Linked DNA regions of Mus musculus: region 2 is linked to region 1. The links are chromatin contacts, found by Hi-C or POLR2A ChIA-PET in ENCODE. All regions are on one chromosome and are shown on one strand. The core of a region is the stretch at or near the end of the contact, and the rest is flanking DNA. Distances in the headings are between cores, read along the strand shown. Region 1 overlaps Irs1 (insulin receptor substrate 1). Region 2 overlaps Irs1 (insulin receptor substrate 1).

Evidence for each region. Hi-C counts contacts between places; a loop is a spot of excess contacts on that map. ChIA-PET counts read pairs that join two places held with the same protein, here RNA polymerase II (POLR2A).
Region 2: a map of gastrocnemius shows a loop between it and region 1 (4-fold over the local background). The contact joins two enhancer-like sites. A Hi-C loop is called at or near these places in 6 of 37 maps with a recorded cell type or tissue (gastrocnemius and heart). POLR2A ChIA-PET finds 5 or more read pairs at or near these places in 1 of 5 experiments (Patski).

Annotation. Positions count from the first base shown.
Region 1 is chr1:82,242,500-82,245,199 of GRCm38, forward strand. The region is part of intron 1 of Irs1 (insulin receptor substrate 1); the gene reads right to left. Among named protein-coding and RNA genes, the nearest start is that of Irs1, 48 kb to the right of the region's middle. Within about 2 kb of position 1,429, at least 1 of the 3 ENCODE cell types and tissues checked has a DNase peak (open chromatin) inside an H3K27ac peak, as active enhancers do; it is gastrocnemius, where a contact is called at or near this core.
Region 2 is chr1:82,282,701-82,285,400 of GRCm38, forward strand. All of the region lies in intron 1 of Irs1 (insulin receptor substrate 1), which reads right to left. Among named protein-coding and RNA genes, the nearest start is that of Irs1, 7.4 kb to the right of the region's middle. Within about 2 kb of position 1,300, at least 3 of the 3 ENCODE cell types and tissues checked have a DNase peak (open chromatin) inside an H3K27ac peak, as active enhancers do; they include gastrocnemius, where a contact is called at or near this core.

The DNA of each region.
Region 1 (2,700 bases), core at 179-2,678:
AGGCACTTTATGGGGAGACATAACCTTCAGTTTCCAAGTCTGCCATTCTCTTATTTACACAATTACTTCCAAGTTCATGCCACAATCATCCATTCCTCTGGCTTCCACCCCATTGCTGCTGCTGCTGCAATAGTAACACCTGGTATGACTATTTCAAAACTCACATCTTCTAGAATGTTGATATATTGATGCTCATCTACAACATACCCTGAGAAAACTTTTTTTTAAACCATTCCTCAGTCTAGTAAACAAGCCCACCAAATTAAAGAATAGCAAATCCAAACACACCAGTTGCAAATGGCATTGCAGTTCTTGCAGCGAACAGGTATCCCTTAGTTATAACACTTGTTACTACACAATCTGAGATGGGGACATGGAAGTGTCACTCTACTTGCTAGACTTGCAACACTAATAGGATCCTGTGACTGACAGTCAGAACTCTGACAAAGTACCAGAGAACTAAACAGCACTCCAGAGCATTCCTTCTGCCAGCCCTGCCAACCATCCACGTAAGGAAAAGGAAAGCTATGACCAGAGAGATTCAAAAGTTTGGTGCACAGGAGAATCTATTTGGGCTTTAGAAGGTGCGGTTGGGAAGTATCAAGGCAAGCTGGAAGCAGGTGAAAATAGAGAGTGTGAAAGTACTGTCTATTCTAAATCCTCCTGGAGATCACACCAAAAGAAAGAAAGAGTGGAATGAAGGTTAGAGGTAAGGACTGAGATAGTGCTATTTGATGTTGGAAAATGGAAAGGCATTTAAGCTCCAGAAAGAAAACTTCTTTTCAAACTGGCCAAGACTGAGCTGGCAAGCCTGGGTTCCATGATCTTAAATGGCAAAGGGTAACCAAGCAGGCCAAACCAATGCTTTAATGGACCTGCCTAAATACCACTCGTGCCTGCTGCCAGTCACATGGGGAGAATCGAGCTGGAGAAAATAACAAGGTTGCTGGCCAGACCTTGACGGGCACAGAGTTGCCAGGGAGAAAATCCAGGATGGAGTGCCAACATGTGAGAGGCCATCTCGCTCCAATTCCTCCTTTGTCGCCACAAAAGACCTGGCAGGGCTGGTGACTTCAGGAGACCACCAACGAAGAAAGCCAAGCTTTATTAAAAGGACATATCAAGATCTACTAAGGAGGCAATGGAGCCATTTGGTTCCTCTGTGGCCTGCTAGGGTGAGTGCTGCCATCATGGGGGAAGGGGGAGTTTCTTCCCTGGCTTGCATGAGGCTCTGGAAACTGCTCAAAATAATTAAGGATGAGAAAAGAAATTTAAACAGAGATGCTCACTTCTCAGTAAGGAAAGGTTTGGAGTCAATCATGGATTAAATAAAACTCAAAAACAAAATATTTTAAACTGAAGCTAGAGAGATGGCTCAGGGGTTAAGGACACTGGGTGCTCTTTCGGAGGGGGGGGCAGTTTGAATCTCAGCACCCACATGGCAATTCACAACCATCTGTAACTCCAATTCCAGGGCGTTGGTCACCCTCTTTGGCCTCTGTAGGCACCAAGAATGCATATGGTGCACATACCGTGCAGGTAAAACACTCATAAACATAAAATAAAAGTAATTTTAAAATCTTCTAAAGTTACTTTTAAAAAGTCATTTTGCATTCCTTTAATCAATTAAGGGGGAGCACAATAATAAAGCAAATGGCACCGAAGGCATAATAGTGCTCCTAGAAATCGGTAAATCAAAATGCCTTCAATGTTTCCATCAATACCGTACGTTACTATGATTAATAAATTTTGACAACTTGACCAATCTAGAATCACCAAGGAGACACACCACACCTCTGTGCATGTTGCTGAGGAACTTTCTCGACAGCCTAAATGTGGACTTGAATCCAGGAGTGAATGAAAAGGATACAGGGAGCTTAGCAACAGTATCCATCCCTCTCTGCCTCCTGACTGAGGATGCCACAGGACCAGCTGCCTATTGTTCCTGCTTCTGGAACTTTCCCACCATGATAGACTATATCCCTGAATCATTATCCTAAAAGCAACCTCTCCCATCCTTAAGCTGCTTTTGCCACAGCAATAACATAAGTAATATATATGTCCACACACACGACAGAATCAAAGCAGCAAGACTTAGAAAACTTTCTCTAAGGTACATGCAGGACCGAAAGTGTCATGGGCAGGAATTCTTTCACATTCATGGTGTTGTTTCGACAACATTATTCTCTCTTACTAGAAGTACATTCTAATTAGTTCTGAGGTTTATATTGAAACATCATATCACTTTTTGGGTTAGGGTTTTATTTTGTTTATAATGGTCAGAAATACAGGACACAGAGTTTATAAATCTGGCTTGGATACAAACCAATGGATTTGAATTCCACCATGGCCCCCTTTTCAATGTGGTGTAGAGAGAGCAAAAATGTCTGCAACGCAGTTTCTGTAATTGGACAAAAGGGAAGGATGTGGACCTATTGCCACAAACCTTTCTTTGCTCTTAAACACTAAGTAAGTTTCTCATGTGTGCTCTGTCCCTGGAGTCTGATGGCTCCAGGAAAGCAAAGCCCTGACCGGGCATGTGAGGAAGTGTCCGGATACCCAGTTGCTTCACAACCATCATCAGATTTTCCATAACAACGTGTGAATGAGGCTCAGAACAGACATTCACACAGAGGGCCCTGGATCTGCAGGGAACTGAAGTAACAATCGTTACCACAACTGACATCACTTTTGGCAGCT
Region 2 (2,700 bases), core at 50-2,549, 40 kb after region 1:
CATATTGTCTTCTAGCGTTCTAATGATTCAGAAGATGCAATGTGCAAGCTGTAGCCTACACTCCTGAGTTCCTTCACAAGGGGGTGGGGAAGATCAATTTTCCTTGATCTTATCCAGCTCATGTGCTTTGTAAACAGCAGGTGCTCAATAAAGTGTATATTGTTAGTTACTGGAAAGAGCCTCGGGCTCTTTCAAGGAAAAGCAGTCTTTCTCCCTGAATGACCCTTTAACAACCTTTGTGTGTCCTTCTCCCTTTTAGCAAGAAACATAAATGTGAGAACCATGACCTAGCTCTGTCAATTCCACACCATGTGCTGTCTGCCACTCGCTCCTGCGTGCAGACTGGAGACGGGAAGGTGAAGGAACAGCATCGTAGTAAACCATAGTAAAAACAGGAGGAAAACAAAATGGGGTATGTCACATGGTCACGGCCTGATTTTTTTTTTTTTCCTCAATTAAAAAGAAGAGGAAGTGTGGTGTTTCCGGCCTCCGTCAGCCCGCTGCGGAGTGTTTTTCATTCTTATGAGTCTGGCAGAGATGCTATAGAGACGGAGCGCATCGCATCTTAGACTTGGGGGCGGAAGGACCTGGATGAGCTCTGCAGCACCCACAAGGGTGAGCGAGCTTTCCCAGCGAGGCCCCAGCCTACCCCGCCCCCGCCCCGGCCATCACTCATGCTGATTGGCTCTTACAGGAGCCAATCGGCACCCGGCGCCCGGCCCGCCGTCCTAAGGGGCGGAGGCTCGGCTGCTACCGCCAACCTCGAGGCCTGGGAAGGGGCCCTGTATCCCCGAGGACCGAGCCAGGCGGGGGCGGGAGCCTGGAGGGCCTCCGGGGCTGTCTCTCTCACCCGGGGCGGGAGGGGTCTTGGAAGAGGGGGGTCCAGAGCCAAGCAAAGAGGGGGCAGGCAGGAAGCGGAGGTGAACCCAGGAAAAGGGAAAGTGCCAGGGCTCGCGGGTCCGCGCCAGCTCCAAAGGCCAGGGGGCAGGGAGCATCGCGGGAAGGGGGGAAAGAGAGGCAGCTGTGGAAGCATGGAATCCTGGAGGTCGCAGTAAGGAAAAACAGGGACTGAAACGAATGGTAAAATCCTCTTTTTAGAGGGGCCTTAACAAAAGGATGAAAAAAAAAAAAACAAAAACAAAAACAAAAAAACCCGAAGGGATGACTCCAGTCTGTGTCAGCAAAAGTGTGCTCTGTCTGCCAAGCTTCAGTTTCAACAGTAAAGTCAAATCTAAGGCAAATGCTGGTTAAAGGTATCTAGATGGGCATGCTGAAGCCTAGGAGGTCCTTTTAGCTTTCCACTTTGGGCTCTGTGTTAACCCAGTGCAGACAGTAGGCCACAATGACTGTACTATTGACTGGACCATGCACTAGGAGGTGGGGACAAAGGGAATGGGGAGAAAGGGGTGCTCTTTCCACAACACAATCTAGCAGTTCAGAACTAAGTTAGTTGGAGGTGACCCTGACATGCATCAGAGAAAAGAGACACGGAAAAGATTGTTGTTCAATCTGTCAAATCCTGTGCAAGGGAGCTAAATGCTTCACAAATGGCTCTCCTTGAGCTGACATTGAAACAAAGTAAACAAGCTGAGATGTTTAAAAGAGGGGCTCAGAGAACGCCTGGCGCGCGCGCGCGCGCACGCACACACACACACACACACACACACATACACACACACACACACACACACACACACACACACACACACACCCCTTGTGGCAACTGTATTCCTTTAACCTTGTTTCAGGTTTGTTTGGTTTTTTTGTTTTTCCTAAGACAAGCGAAGTAGCAGGACAGCAAGGCAGGGGAGGTTAAAACAGCTAACTGATAAACTCACGGTAAGCAGAAGCTGTTTGCCACTAGCAGATCTGATTCTGCTCGGCCTCTGATGATAACTGACTAGCAAACAAAACCTTTAAACTTAGAAAAAGCAAGCACAATTGAGGGTGTACAGCACCAAGCAACACTAGGTGCTCTGCTTAAAGCACACAACACACACACACACTCTCTCTTAAAATTTCCGTACACATTGTACAAGCCTGCTTCTGTCATTTGCAAAGAATGATCTATTGCTATTCTGTAACAGACATGACTGATTTTTCTGGATTATCATATTTTTCCCTAAGAAAGTTAAAAATGAAAAGCTACGCATTAAAGTTCAGGGAGGGGAAGGATTTTTGTGGGGTGTGTATTTGTGTGTGTGTTCTCTACATAATCAGGGTTTTCTTTTAAATACCCTTATAAAACAATGAGGGTGCATTCCATTTGGTCACTTCATTTCCTCCAAAGACAAAACACTGCTTATTTTATTTTGTAAAACCAAATTTATAGGAAGTAAGAAAGTAAATGGGGGTGTGTGCGTTCTTTTTTCCTTCATCTCCTATTTTACTGGATCTGTTTGCTTCGTGTTCCTCCTACTTTATGAAGTATGCAGTTTGACAATGCAAGTATTGCAGGAGTCCCAACCCTCAAAAGCCATGTTAGAAATAAACAAGAATTTTATGTTGGCAAACAATACAAAAAAAAAAAAAATCTGTGTCCCAGTAATGAAAGCAAACATTGAAATAAGTAACAAATCCAGTAGGTGCTTTTTTAACATACCACATAAAACTTGGGTTTTAATGTTCATGTACCTCCATTTGGTCCTACAAAATAGTGAATGTTAAATGTTGGAAGCAGAATCAGGACCATTTTGACCA